Regions from separate parts of the Homo sapiens genome. Here region 2 is linked to region 1. Evidence: chromatin loops called from intact Hi-C (ENCODE). Cell type or tissue: Calu3. All regions are shown on one strand.

What was found. Peaks named below come from ENCODE experiments on the same cell type or tissue, not always from the same donor. Only the 100,000 strongest peaks of a DNase experiment are listed, where the experiment ranks them.
Region 2: a loop joins it to region 1, with 2.3 times the contacts of the local background. A loop is called at or near these places in 3 of 110 quality-filtered maps.

Annotation. Positions count from the first base shown.
Region 1 is chr12:22,432,719-22,440,718 of GRCh38, reverse strand. No RefSeq gene overlaps it. Among named protein-coding and RNA genes, the nearest start is that of ST8SIA1, 100 kb to the right of the region's middle. RefSeq lists enhancers at 2,841-3,448, 3,449-4,056. In Calu3, no CTCF peak of the experiment used is centred here; a DNase peak (open chromatin) is centred at 3,428.
Region 2 is chr12:22,231,333-22,239,332 of GRCh38, reverse strand. The region is part of intron 4 of ST8SIA1 (ST8 alpha-N-acetyl-neuraminide alpha-2,8-sialyltransferase 1); the gene reads left to right. Among named protein-coding and RNA genes, the nearest start is that of ST8SIA1, 99 kb to the left of the region's middle. In Calu3, no CTCF peak of the experiment used is centred here; no DNase peak of the experiment used is centred here.

The DNA.
Region 1 (8,000 bases):
GCTAGTATTTTATTAAGGATTTTAGCATCTAACTTCATCAAGGATATCTGTCTGTAGTTTTCTTTCGTGGTTGTGTCCTTTCCTGGTTTTGGTATTAGGGTGATGCTGGCTTCATAGAATGAATTAGGGAGGGTTCCTTCTTTATCTTGTGGAATAGTGTCAAAAGGATTGGTACCAATTCTTCTTTGAATGTCTGGTAGAATTCTTCTGTGAATCCATCTGGTCCTGAACATTTTTTTGTTGGTAATTTTAAAATCACTGTTTCAGTCTCACTGCTTGTTATTGGTCTGCTCAGGGTATCTAATTCTTCCTGATTTAAGCTAGGAGAGTTGTATTTTTCTGGGAATTTATCCATCTCGTCTAGGTTTTCTAGTTTATGTGCGTAAAGTTGTTCATAGTAGCCCTGAATGATCTTTTGTATTTCAGTGGTGTCAGTTGTAATATCTCCTGCTTCATTTCTTAGTGAGGTTATTTGAATTTTCTCTCCTTTTCTTGGTTAATCTTACTAATGGTCTATCAATTTTATTTATCTTTTCAAAGAACCAGCTTTTTGCTTCATTTATTGTTTGTATTTTTTTGTTTGTTTCAGTTTCACTTGGTTCTGCTCTGATCTTGGTTATTTCCTTTATTCTGCTGGGTTTGGGTTTGGTTTTGTTCTTGTTTCTCTAGTCCCTTGAGGTGTGACCTTAGATTGTCTGTTTGTGCCCTTTCAGACTTTTTGATATAGTTGTTTAGGGCTATGAACCTCTTATCATTGCCTTAACTGTATCCCAGAGGTTTTTGATAGGTTGTGTCATTCTTGTCATTCAGTTTGAATAATTTTTTAATTTCAATCTTGATTTTGTTTTTGACCCAATGCTCATTCAGGAGCAGGTTATTTAATTCCCATGTATTTGCGTGGTTTTGAAGGTTCCTTTTGGAGTTGATTTCCAGTTTTATTCCACTGTGGTCTAAGAGAGTGCTTGATATAATTTCAATTTTTTTAAATTTATTGAGGCTCATTTTATGGCCTATCATAGGGTCTGTCTTGGAGAAAGTTCCATGTGCTGTTGAATAGAATGTGTGTTCTGAGGTTGTTGGATGAAATGTTCTGTATATTTCTGTTAAATCCATTTGTTCCATGGTATAGTTTAAATCCATTGTTTCTTTGTTGACTTTCTGACTTGATGACCTGTCTAATGCTGCCAGTGAAGTATTGAAGTCCCCCACTATTATTTTATTGCTATCTATCTCATTTCTTAGGTCTGTTAGTAATTGTTTCATAAATTTGGGATCTCAGGTGTTCGATGCATATATGTTTAGGATTGTGATATTTTCCTGTTGGACAAGGCCTTTTATCAATATATAATGTTTCTCTGTGTCTCTTTTAACCGCTGTTGCTTTAAAGTTTGTTTTATCTGATATAAGAATAGCTACCACTGCTCACTTTTGGTGTCCATTTGCATGAAATGCCTTTTTCCACCCCTTTATTTTAAGTTTATGTGAGTCCTTATCTGTTAGGTGAGTTTTTTGAAGGCAGCAGATGGTTGGTGAGCTCTTATCCATTCTGTGGCTCTCTATTTTTTAAGTGGGGCACTTAGGCATTTACATTCAACGTTAATATTGAAATGTTAGGTACCATTGCACTGATCATGCTCTTTGTTGCCTATGTACTTTGTTTTGTTTTTTGTTTTTGCTTTTTTAACTTATATTTTTGTTTTATAGGTCCTGTGTGACTTATGCTTTAAAGAGGTCCTGTTTTGATGTGTTTCTAGGATTTGTTTCAGGATTTAGAGCTCCTTTTAGCAATTCTTACAGTGGTTGCTTGGTAATGGCAAATTCTCTCAGCATTTGTTTATCTGAAAATGACTGTATCTTTCCTTCATATCATGCTTAGTTTCACTGGATACAAAGTTTTTGGCTGATAATTGTTTCGTTTGAGTAGGCTGAAGATAGGGCCTCAATTCCTTCTAGCTTGTAGGGTTTCTGCTGAGAAATCTGCTGTTAATCTGATGGGTTTTCCTTCATAGGTTACCTGGTGCTTCTGTCTCACAGCTCTTAAGATTCTTTCCTTCATCTTAACTTTGTATAACCTGAGGACAATGTGCCTGGGTGAAGATCTTTTTGCGGTGAATTTCCCAGGTGTTCTTTGTGCTTCTTGTATTTGCATGTCTAGGTCTCTAGCAAGGCTGGGGAAGTTTTCCTTGATTATTCCCCCAAATATTGTTTTCCAAGCTTCTAGAATTGTCTTCTTCCTCAGGAACACCGATTATTCTTAGGTTTTGTCATTTAACACAATCCCAGATTTCTTGGAGGCTTTGTTCATATTTTCTAATTCTTTTTTCTTTGTCTTTGTAGAAGTGGGTTAATTTGAAGACCTTGTCTTCGAGCTCTGAATTTTTTTCTTCCACTTGTTCAGTTCTATTGCTGAGACTTTCCAGAGCATTTTGCATTCCTGAAGTGTATCCAAAGTTTCCTGAATTTTTGATTTTTTGTTTAAGTTATCTATTTCCTTGGATATTTCTCCCTTCTCTTCTTGTATCATTTTTTGGATTTCGTTGCATTGGCCTTTGCCTTTCTCTGGCCCCTCCCTGATTAGCTCAATAACTAACCTCCTGAATTCTTTTCAAGATAAATAAGAGATTTCGTCTTGGTTTGGATCTATTGCTGGTGAACTAGTGTGATTTTTGAGGGGGTATTGATGAGCCTTGTTTTGTCATATTACCAGGGTTGGTTTTCTGGCTCCTTCTCATTTGAGTAGGTTCTGTCAGAGTCTAGGGCTGAAAGATGTTGTTTGGATTTTTTTGTCCCATGGAGTGTTCTGTTGGTGTAGTACTCTCCCACTTTTCCTGTGGTTGTGGCTCCCTGTGAGCTGAACTGCAGTGATCGTTGTCTCTCTTCTGGGTCTAGGCATTCAGAGAGTCTACCCAGCTCTGGGCTGGTACTAGGGGTTGTCTGCACAGAGTCCTGTGATGCGAACCATCTATGAGTTTCTCAGCCATGGATACCAGTGCCTGTTCCAGTGGAGGTGGCAGAGGGTGCAATGTACTTTGTGGGGGCCCTTAGCTTTGGTGGTTTAATGCTCTATTTTTGTGCTGGTTGGCCTCCTGCCAGGAGGTGGCACTTTCCAGAAAGCATCAACTGTAGTAGTGTGGAGAGGGGCCAGTGATGGGTGGGGCCCAAGAACTCCCAAAATTATATGCCCTTTGTCTTCCACTACCAGGGTGGGTAGGGAAGGACCAGCAGGTGGGGGTGGGGCTAGGTGTGTCTGGGCTCAGACTCTCCTTGGACGGGTCTTGCTGTGGCTGCTGTGGGGCATGGGGTGAGATTCCCAGATCACTGGAGTTGTGTACCTAGGAGGATTATGGCTGCTTCTGTTGAGTCATGCAGGTTGTCAGGGAAGTGGGAGAAAGCCGGCAGTCACAGACCTCACCCAGCTCTCACACAAACCAAAGGGCCAGTCTCACTCCCACCGTGCCTACCACAACAGTCCGAGTCTGTTTCCAGGTGCAGGGCGAGACAGGCTTGAAAACTTGCCCGAGGCTTTCTGTCTCCTAGCCGCGAAAGAAAAGAGCTTTAGTTCTTCCCCTGCCTGTGAAGTCTGCAAGCCAGATTTGTACCCTCCCCCAAGTTCTGACTAGGAGGTTTCTCACCTCGTTCAAATTGTTACAAAGTTCAGCCAGGGAATTCCTTCTCCCTGTGGAGTTTTACCCTCTGCTCTTCTGGCCACCCTCCTGATGGATCCCTGCGGTGCCAGGCAGGAATGGGCAGCTTGGGGACCCACTGAGCCCCCAGGGCCTTTCTGCTGCTTTCTCTACCCCTGTATTTTGTTTGGCTCGGCTCTCTAACTTGACTCAGCTCCAGGTAAAGTTGGAAACTTCTCCCACAAACAGACCTTCAGCTTCTCCAGTGGGGGTGTGTGTTCAGAAGAGGAGGGTCTCCCTTTCCAACTTCCACAGTTGGGGCACTCACAGTATTTAGGGTGTCTCCCAGGTCCCGCAGGAGCCGTTCGCTTCCTTCAGAGGGTCTGTGGCTCCTCTCAGGATTGCTGGTTTGTTCTTACAGCCAATCTGGAGCTAAAATTCACAGTGCAAGCATCTGTATGTTGCTCTCTCCGGAGCTGCAATCTAGTCCAGCCTCCCATCTGCCATGATCCCTACAGGCTAAAATTTATTAATCTTTTAAGTATTTAACTTTGTATGACTGTTGGCTTCTGTTTTAACAAATTCTTCCTTGCCACAAAGTCAAAATTTATTGGAGTATATTGAGGTCTAGTTATATGCGAAAAATTTTACCTGTTTTGTGTGTGGAATTCCATAAATTTTGAAAAGCACTTGTAGTTGTGTAACCATCATTGTAAACAAGATCTAGAACATTTCCATCACCCGAAAAAGTTTCTTCCTGCCCCTATGTAATGAATCCCCTCTACCAGCACCCAAACCCTGAAACTGCTGATCTGTTTTTTGTTCCCAAGTTTACCTTTGCAAGAATGTTATATAAATGGAATAATTCAGAATGTTTCCTTTTGAGTCCAGCTTCTCTCACTTAGCATGATATATTTGAGATTCGTCTGTATTGTTCCATGTATTAACACTTCATTCCCCCCTTTATTTCTGAGTAGTGTTCTATCATATGGATGCAACACAATATGTTTATCCATTCACCAACTGGTGTCCACTGGGTTGTTTCTAGTATTTGGAGATTATTAATAAAACCCTACAAACTTTCATGTACAGGTCTTCTTGTGAGCATAAGTTTCCATTTCTTTTGGATCAATACCTAAGGGAAGGATTGCTTATCATATGTGTCAAATGATAAGTATATGTTTAATGATATGAAATTGCCAAACTGCTTTCCAAAGTAGCTGTACCATTTTGCATTCCCACTCACAATGTATGAGGGTTCTTTTTGCGTTGCATCCTCACCAGTGCTTGGTATTCTCAGTTTGGTTTTAGCTACTCTAGTAGGTGTATCTCACTGTGATTTAAATTTACATTTTCCTAATGACTAATAATATTATGAGTAATTTTTCACATGCTCGTTTGCTATCTACATTTCTTCCTTGGTGATATGTCTGTTCAAGTCTTTTGATCATTTTTGTATTTTAAATTGATTTTTGATTGAGTTCCTCATATATTCTGTGTATCAGCGGTTTCTTATTTAAATAACATATGTGTTTTGTGGACATTTTCTTTCAATCTGTGACTTGTCTTTGCATTCTTTTAACATTATCTTTTAAGGAACAGAAGTTTTTAATTTTGATGAAGTGATGAAGTCCAATTTATCATTTTTTAATTTTGTGGTTCATGCTTTTTGTGTTCCACCTAAGAAATGTTTGCCTAATGCAGATCACAAAGATTATCTGGAAGTTTCAGAGTTTTTGGCTCTACATTTAGGTGTGTGATCATTTCAAATTACACTTTTATATGGTGTCAGGTTTGGTCAAGGTTGGTTTGTTTGTTTTTGCATATAATGTTCAACTGCTCCAGCACTATTTGTTGAAATGACTAGCTTTTCTTCATTGAATTGATTTGACATCTTTGTTGAAAATTGTTTGGTCACATATATATGAATTTATTTCTGGAGTCTGTCATGTGTTCCGCTGATCTGCAAGTCTGCTCCTTTTCCAATACTGCACTTCTTGATTCCTGAAACTTATAGTTAGTCGGCAAATAAAGGAATGTAAACCCTCCAACTTTGTTCACATTTTTTCAAATAAACCTTTTGGCTATTCTAGTTTTTTGTTTGTTTTTTTCCTCCATAAAATTAGAATAGGTCTTACAATTTTTATTTAAAACAAGCCCCAAGCTGATATTTTTGATTGAAATTGTGTTGAATCTATAGACCAGTTGAGAGAGCATTGACAGCTTAACAATATTGAGTCTTCCAATTCATAAACATTGTATTGCCCTCTGTTTATTTGATTCTCTCATCAATGTTTTAGAGTTTTTAGCACGCAAATCTTATTCATCTTTGGGGGCATTATATTGATTTCAGATTTATTTTGGTCTTATTATAATGGTACTGTTTTAGTTTTAATTTTAATTTCCAGAAATTATTTATTTTTAGTATATACAAATATAATTGATTTTTTACATCGATCTTATATCCTGCAGCCATTTATTAATTTTAGTATCTTTTTGTAGAATCATTTCCAGGTTTCTATCAGTGGAGTTACCCATTGTCATGATAACAAATAGTAATAGTTTTATTTCTTTCTTTTCAATCTGGATGATTTTTACTTCTTTTTCTTGTTTCTTATTAAATTGGCCATATTAATAATTATTTTAGTAAATTATTAAGTACAATGTATAGTGGTAAGAGTGGACATCCTAGCCTTGTTCCAGCTCTTAGGGGGAAGGCATTTAGTATTTCACCGTTAACTGTGATGTTATCTGCATGGTTTTCTAAAATGCTCTTTAAATTTTGTCAAATGTTTATTCTGCATCTATCAATGTGATTACATGGATTTTCTTCTTTAGTTTGTTGACATCATGAATTACACTTATTGATTTTTAGAAACTAAACCAAATGTTCCCTCTTCTTCTACTTTACAGAAGAGTTTATCTACAATTGATGCTGTTTGATCCATAAATGTGTGATAGAATTTGCCAGCAAAGGTATCCAACACTTGAGTTATCTTTGTTGGCAGGTCTTTAACTATGAATTAAATCTATTAATAAATATAGGGCTATTTAGGTTATCCTTTTCTTTTTGTTTAAACTTTGGCAGTTTGTGTCTTTCAAGGAATTTGTCCCTTTTTTCCTCAATTGTTGACTTTATTGGCATAGAGTTATTCGTAATATTATCTTCTTATTTTTTTTTAATATCTGTAGAATCTGTAGTGATATGTCTGCTATTATTCCAGATATTGGTAATTTGTGTCTTCCTTTTTTTTTTTCCTCAATCACGTCAGTTTGGATAGAAGTTCATTTCATCTATTGATCTTTTCAAAGTACTGACTTTTGATGTCATTGATGTTTTTCCCTATTTTTCTCGGTTTTGGTTTTGTTTCTGCTCTTTTTTTAAAATTAAAAATATATTTAGGAGGTACAAGTGCAGACTTCTTACATGTATCCATTGCATAATGGTGAAGTCTGGGCTTTTAGTGTACCAATTACCAAACAGTGAACATTGTACCCAATAGGTAATTTTTCACCCCTCACTCCTCTTCCTACCTCCCACATTTTGTAGTTCCCAATATCTATTATTCCACTGTCTATGTCCATGTGTACCCATTGTCTAGCTCCCATTTATAAGTGAGAGCATGCAGCATGTGACTTTCTGTTTCTGAGTTATTTCACTTAGGACAATGGCCTCCAGTTCCATCCATGTTGCTGCAAAAGACATGATTTCATTCTTTTTTATTGCTGAGTAGTATCCCATGTGTGTGTGTATGTGTGTGTGTGTATATATATATATATATATATATACACACACACATAAATATATCTCCATGGTGTGTGTATGTGTGTATATATATGTGTGTGTGTATATATATATATATATATATATATATACACACACACACCATGGAGATATATATATGTGTACATATGTATATATATATATATTTACATATATATACACACATATTCACACACCCTGGAGATACACACACACACACACACACCATGGAATACTACTCAGCAATAAAAAAGATATATATATCATATATCTCTATATATATCTATATATCTCTATATATATCTATATATATCTATATATCTCTATATATATCTATATATCTCTATATCTCTATATATCTATATATCTATCTCTATATATCTATATATATCTATATATCTATATCTATATATCTATATATATCTATATATCTATATATCTATATATCTCTATATATCTCTATATATCTATATATCTATATATCTCTATATATCTATATATCTATATATCTATATATCTCTATATATCTATATCTATCTATATATCTATATCTATCTATATCTATCTATATATCTATATATATCTATATATCTATATATATCTATATATCATAT
Region 2 (8,000 bases), 200 kb after region 1:
GGAGTATGTTAAAGTGGAATTGTGGAAGTATAAAATAGGGATAAGAACTCTTTTTCAGAATTCATGATTAATGTGATCCATAAGTAAAAAGTAATGTGATCCAAAACACAAAGTATCAAGCAGATCAATTAAAATTTTTAAAAATGCAAACAGACAATTTTAGTGAAACAGAGCTAAAGATAATAAGAAGCTTATAAAAGCAGACAGAAAGAAAAGACAGATCACCTGCAAAAGAATAATTATACTAAAAACGAACTTCCTCTAACAGTAAAAATGGATGTCAGGAAGCAGTGGAAGAGTATCTTCAAAGTGCTGAGAGAGAAACTATCAACATAGAAATGTATATTCTGCAATCTATTTCTTCAATAGTTGTTTCAATAGAAAATGTTTTCTGAAAAACAGACACAGATTTTTTACCTCCAAAGATCCTTCATTGAGAGAAAATCTGAAGAATATACCTCAGAAAAAGAGTATGTTACTCCAGAAAAAAAACCTGGGATGCAAATGAATTGCTAAACATATCAATAAATCTAAACAATTTTATCTGTATAAAACAATAATTATTATCATACATTATTTTTGCAGATGATTTGTGTGATCAAAACGAAAGACAACTAAAATACTGGAAAATGACATTGCATAAGTTAGGAGGGGGAGATTGAAGTGTTTTTAGCTCTTCTTTCAGTTTTTTACTTCTTAGTGACAGGTCATCCTTTGGTCTTAAGCAGCAACAGCAATAATTTTAGTATCTTTCACGTTTCTGTGGGTCAGGAATTCAGGAAGAACTAGGCTGAACAGATCTGTCTCATGATCTCTCACATGGTGGCTGGAGTTGAAATAGCAAAGGCTTGGAGCAGCCGGGGCTGGCCAAACATCTCCCTTCCTGTGTAGTCTCAGGGCTTTCTGTGTGGTTTCTCCTTGTGAATTAGTGTGGGCACCCTCACAGCATGATTGACTCCAGAAAGTTGGACTGTTTACATGGCAGCTGGCTTTCCCCAAAGCTAGTGTCCATAGAGAACAATTGGAATTGCGTGATGTTTTAATAGCCTTACATGGGAAGTGTGCTAGCATCACTTTCATCATACTCTATTGCTTGAAGCAATCACAAAGTCCCACCCAGGTACAAGAGAGAAGAGTTCTAGCACAGATCCACCTCTTGTTGGGGGGGGAGTTCTCAAGTCACATTATTAGAGTATGCATGGTAGGAGAGTTTTTGTGGCCATCTCTGGAAAATATAATCTGCCACAGTCTGCCCTTGGGTCACAACAATTTATATCCCTCACATATGCAAAATAAACTCATTGCCTTCCTGAAGACCCTCAAGATCTATTCCATTACAGCATCAATTTAAAATCCAGGATCTCCAAAAGGTTGAAAGAGGAACAGCAACAACAACAAAAACCAGAAAAGAATAAACTGAAAACAAAAATACAGCAGAGTGGGTCCAAAAAGCCAAAGTTGATACTTTGAAAAGTCTACCACAATTAACGAACCTTTAGTAAAGTTGATAAATAAATAATAATTATTTTAAAATAGACTTTTCATGATTTTTCTACAAATCCATACTAAAAAAACAAGAAAAAACTCTACTGTACACAAATATATTACATACATAATAAATGGATAATGAGAATAAAATGGTATCTCCAAACCTAAAAAAAAGCCAGTGATTTTGTAACTTATGATATATCCATATTGATGGTATACTATACAAAGATATTATGGATTAATATACATAAATGGTTTCAATAAATGGTGAAATGCTCATGTTCTAATATTAAGTGAAAAAAATAAATATATAAATGTGTAAATATATAAAATTATATATATAGTTATGTTCAGAGAAAATCTCTAAGGAAAAAAAATCAACATTTTCCAAAGTTGCAAAATTTTATAATGGGGAAAAAAATTATTTAAAAAGCAGACCTTGGCTGGGCACAGTGGCTCACACCTGCAATCCCAGCTCTTTGGGAGGTAGGAGGCTGAGGTGGGAGGACTGCTTGAGGCCAGGGGTTTGAGACCAGCCTGGGCCATATAGTGAGACCTTATCACTACAAATATAAAAAATAAAAAATTAGCCAGACATGGCGTCTATAGTGCTAGTTGCTTAGGAAGCTGACACAGGAGGATTACTTGAGCCTAGGCGTTCAAGGCTGCAGTGAGCTGTGATCATGCCACTGTACTCCAGCCTGGATGACAGAGTGAGGCCCCATCTCTTTAAAAAAAGGCCTTGTTATTTTATAATTTTTCCTAATGTTAACTTATTTTGACAATACCACAGCCCTGTGAGTTGGAGGGGCAAACAATATGAATAAAGCCCTGATTTTGTGTGTGGGTTCCTGCCCTTCCAGATTTAAGTGAGATTAACTTGAACTCCAAATTTTATGTACTTAATTCAGAGTCAGAACGTTCTCCACATCTTTCCGGTAACCTTGTCCTGAGAGCAGCTAAGGTGAGCATAGCACCAAGAACACAGGACCTGACACACAGGAGTTACTGCATAAATGTCCATTTATCTTCTTTCTTTCTTTCCCTCTGTGAAGCTCTAGTCTTCAGTGTTAATAGCAGATCAGATCAAACATTACTCTAAAAGCAAAATTAGCACATAATTAGTAAATAAATATTTGAATAGCCCAAGTTCTCATGGCACTTTCATGCAGGCCCACTGAGAGTGGGTTGCACCCAGTGGAGAAACATTAGGGGAGGACCCAGCAAGGGTACGAGGTGGAGAATCTTTACCCAGGATTTATATTGATATGCCGATATGCCACTGGGCCAACAATTTGTACCAGCTTTCTCCCATCCACCCCTCCTCAGCCCTCTTTTTAAAGTGTGCTTCAGTTAAATATATTTTCAAATCAGTAAAATGTCAGTGAGTTGCAATTTCAGTGAAAGAAAATGTGCGGAGGGGTTTCTGTCAGCTAATAGAACAGCATTGGCTGTGTGATGAAAGATGAGTTGTTCAACCACTCTCTGCATGGAATGTGGCAGAAAACATTTAAGTCAGCACCAGAATTTTGTTTTGAAGGTGTGCTGTCTGTATATGGAACTGTTTCTTGCTGAATTCTAGGGATCAGGGAGAAACTCAAGGGCCTGTGTTGTTTCGGGAGTGGAATCTGAGTAATAGGTGAGTGTGGAATTGTTGGGATAAGCAAAAGAGAGGGGTTGAGGAAGAAAGAAGGTCTAGAGAAGGGAGACGTGGTAAAGGAGCAGGAGAGAAATCTTTGGGAAACTTAGGCATGTTGGCTAGAAACAAACTGAAATGTCTAAAATCAATTGTAAGTTGTTTTTCAGAGAGTGCGTGTCCTGAAATTATTTCCCCTTAATTCTCTCTTAAGTTCTATGACTCTTCAGATTTCTAATGTAGCCATGCATTTTTGTCAGTTTTGTATGTGACATTAGCGTGTGTATGTGCACGTGTGTGTGTGTGTGTGTGTGTGGTGAAGGGAATGTGCTTCATTCATTTGGGATCAACATGGTTTGTTCTCCTGGGTAATGGCACTGAGGGGACAGAGAGGACCTGGAGAATATAACCCTCCTAGGGATGTTCAGATGCAAATCCTGGGAAACGCCACTTTAGCAGTTGACTGCATACCCCTTTTGGAACGTACAGACAACCTTTTGACTTACAAAGCTATTTCATTACAGCCAAGGCATTTGTGCCCCAGCTTAACTGTGGAAGGCAAACTTTAAGTGTAAAGTGTGAAACTGGCTAATTATCTTACCAATTCCATATATGCCAAGAGCCTCTTTGAGCAAGATGGTAGGGGTCCATCTGTGAACAATTCATTGCACAGAGTTGATTATGTATTCCGTGATTTCAGATTGTCCAGCTACTAATGAACTTTCTTCATTATCCTCATGAAAACGGATGACAGTAACATTTATTAGTATGTGAATATTTCTATTACTTTATTAAAATAAAAATGACTTTATTGCTAAATTTATATTTGTAATTCATTTTATTGGAGAATAGAAACCCTGTAGATTAAATAGAATATAGTCCCAATGATTACTAATTGTATTGCATTGGATTATATATTGTTTAAAACAATATTTTTATTTTAAAAAAGTTTTCTTTCCAACTGGAATTATAAAAACATATCTGTATAAGTTTCTGTTACTAAGTTGCTTTAATTTGTTTAATAGAATTTTAAAAATCAGAGCTTTAGTGTTATTGCATTTATAAATCATGATATGCATTTTTAACCGAAGTTTCCACTGTAGCTTTCATATCTGAATCTCTTTGGACACACACACCCTGCGCACACACACAATACATGCGCTCACACACGTGCACATACACACACTAATGAGACAAAGGAGAATCAGAATCACAATGCAAATTGTTGACAAGGTCAGAATATAAATTAGTGGGACAGATATCATATTTGATAAATATTATTGCAAATACAAATGAAGGGAAAGGCAGAAAAAGGAAGTGCTACCCACATGGTTAAATTACCATATTTTATTGATTGTGAGCTGCACAGTTTTTAATATTTTAACATCTGTGAAACAGCTGCTTCTTACAGCCTCTGTTGTCCAGTTGGAAGCTGAGGCATAGTTGGCACTGGGAGTACATAGTTGTCACCTTGCTCATAGCTGCTCCTATGCTGTCCTCCTAATTAAATTATGCACATTGTTGTACTGCACATGTTGAGTTTGATTGGCATTTAAAATATCTCCAAAAAGATTGAATATCTATTGTGTATAAAGATGGAAACAAAGCCTGGGATGTAAATTTGATTTGTAAGCAGATTACTTCAGAGAAATAATGGAAGCAATTTTATATTTTCTTGTAAAGCAACATAAAAAAAGAAGAAGAAAATAACCACCAGCGGATGATGGTTTATTTTAAGTAGTTACTAAGATGTGTGCAAAATGATTGTCTAGACAAGGCAGATGAAAGTAGGAAAAATTGTTATGTTCCTTAGAATGGATGAAAAATGCCAAAGCAAGAAGAGACTAGTACAGGACTATTCACAATACTATTATAGAAACACTGAGGCATGGTTTTATTGGCAGTGTTTTTTTCTTTATAGTTAGTAAATAATATCTTTTTTTTTTTTTGAGACAGAGTTTTGATCTGTCACTCAGGCTGGAGTGCAGTGGTGCGATCTCAGCTCACTGTAACCTCTGCCTCCTGGGTTCAAGTGATTCTCCTACCTCAGCCTCCCGAGTAGCTGGAATTACAGGCACCCACCACCACGCCCAGCTAACTTTTGCATTTTTAGTAGAGACAGGGTTTCACCATGTTGGCCAGACTGGTGTCGAACTCCTGACCTGAAGTGATCCGCCCACCTTGGCCTCTCAAAGTGTTGGGATTAAAGTCGTGAGCCACTGCACCCAGCCAAATAATATATTATATTTGATAAAATATAATTTGTTTTAAACAAAAAAATCTGCCAATTCCTCTGAAATACAAATGATTAGATAGAAAATAAAACAGGGAATATTTGGAGGAAGCATGGCACATAAAAGAAAATACTAAGCACTGCACAACCATGAGGCACATAGAACTGATACGCTGAGAGGTAAGTAATGCATGTATTAGCATTATCCTGATTTTTCAGTGAAAACTTTTGTGACAGACAAGTTAGGTGATTTGCTTCAATCAGCTATTAAGTGGCAGATTAGGCACTTGAACCTAGGTCTTTGGACCCTTTTTTTTTTGAGAAGTAGTTTGAGAGATACTGTGGAGGGGTTTATGGTTGGCATCGCAGCTTACCCGTGTTTTACTGCGAGAGAAGAGAAAACAAGAAAATTCCAAGAGGTCAATAATGAGTTTACCATTTAAAAGAGAAAAGGAGGATTTATTGACTTGAGATACTTGAGTGAAACTCCTGGGGAGACAAAAAAGGGTGATTTATGATTCTGTACTCTGTATTTCAAAGATTCTGACAGTAACAGAATACATGAAAGGTGAAAGAATGCATGCTCAGTAAATGTTAAAAAAAAAAATACACCACCACAGTACTCTACTCTTAAACTTGATTGATATTTTTGCTGGGATTTTATTTCTACTTTGGAAATCCTTTTAGCATTTCGAAGATGTTCCTCCAATGTTTCTTCCTAGATTCAGTGTTGCTTCTGAGAAAACTGATGTCATTGTGATTCCTGATCTTTTGTGTATGACCTGTACGTCTACTTACCCCTGCATTCTAATCTGGTCGTCTTCCTCGCCTCATATTTTGAAATTTCACAGTGATACGCCTAGTGATTGGCTTAATTTCATTCATTGTGCTGGCACGCAGTGGACCTTTTCAATCTGCAAGGTTATGTCCTTTCATTTTGGATATTTTTCTTGAGTTATTGCCTTAATTCTGCTTTGCCAATTGCAGTAGTCAGTTGTTAGTTCTCTTATTTGACCCACCGGGAACATGTGACACATTGATTTTTCTCTCCTTAAACCACTTACTTCACTTAGTTTCCAAGTCAATGCTGTTTAGATTCTCTTGCCATTTTATTTTTTATTTATTTTTATTTTTATTTTTTTGAGGCAGAGTCTCTGTCACCTGGCTGGAGTGCAGTGGCGAGATCTTGGCTCACTGCAACCTCCGCCTCCCGGGTTCAAACCATTCTCCTGCCTCAGCCTCCTGAGTAGCTGGGATTACAGGCATGCGCCACCATGTCCGGCCTATTTTATTCACTTTCTACAGGATTTTATCCAGTCTCAGGGCTTAAATACTATATGTATATCCTCTGATGACTCTTAAATTTGTACTCTGAGACCTATTCTTTTATCTCCAGACTCATATACCTAACTCCCAGCTTGGCTAATCTATTTGGATATGTAATATGAATATCAAACTTAAAATAACCAGTACAGAACTCCTAATTCCCCCTTTTCTGCAAACCTGTGTATTCTGTCATTTTCCCCATCTCAAAGAAATGGAAACTCCATTTTTCATTTGCTCAGCTCAAAAACCTTGAATTGGAGTCCCCCTTGGCTTATTTTATTAAATCCACTGCTAAATTACGGTGGCTCTACTTTCGTATTTTATGACCATTATTCACCTCCTCCACTGTCATGACCTTGGTCCATGTGTCTCCCGAATAATTGCAGTCATCTCCCAATAAGTTTTTATGCTTCCAGCCTCACCACTGTGCTGTTTAGTAACTTATTGCCTCTCAGCTGCAAAACCACTTTCATATACCCTGGTTTGTGTTGCTGAAACCATGATTTTACAAATCACGTTTCCCCCTTGCCAGCTAGTTTCTGACTGGGGGCACTAGAGGGACACTATGGGAGGCTGAAAGGGGAAAGAGATTTGTTCCTTCCTGCTGGTGTCCTGTGGGTCTCCTGTCTCCTTGTGGTTCCTATGAGAATAACCCTAGCAACCATTCTTTTCCATAGCAGTAGCTAAATTCAAGTGGCAGCATTTCTCAGCACTTTAAACTTAGTCAACACACATGTAAGAGATTCTTATTCTTGTCTTTTAAACTTTGACATTTGTAAAACCACAACAACCCAGTCTAAGAATAAAGCAATTCTTTGGGAGGCTGAGGCAGGCGGATCATGAGGTCAGGAGATCGAGACCATCCTGGCTAACACGGTGAAACCCCGTCTCTACTAAAAATACAAAAAATTAGCCGGGCGTGGTGGTGGGTGCCTGTAGTCCCAGCTACTCGGGGGGCTGAGGCAGGAGAATGGCGTGAACCCGGGAGGCGGAGCTTGCAGTGAGCCAAGATCGCACCACTGCACTCTAGCCTGGGTGACAGAGCAAGACTCCATCTCAAAAAAAAAATAATAAACAAAAATAAAAATAAAAATCTTATTGCATTAGCACAAAGTAGAAGAATTAGTTTATCCTTGGCCATCCCAAACTCTTATGCTTCTTTATTCTAGCCAGGCATTTTCTTCCCACATGGGCTGGTTTTTCTACTTTAAATTATCATTTCATCTTACAATTGTATCCTGTGGTACTCTTCACAGCTCAGAAAAAAAAAAGCTTATTCTAATTAATTTGATAAAATTATTAGTCTCTTACCTGTTT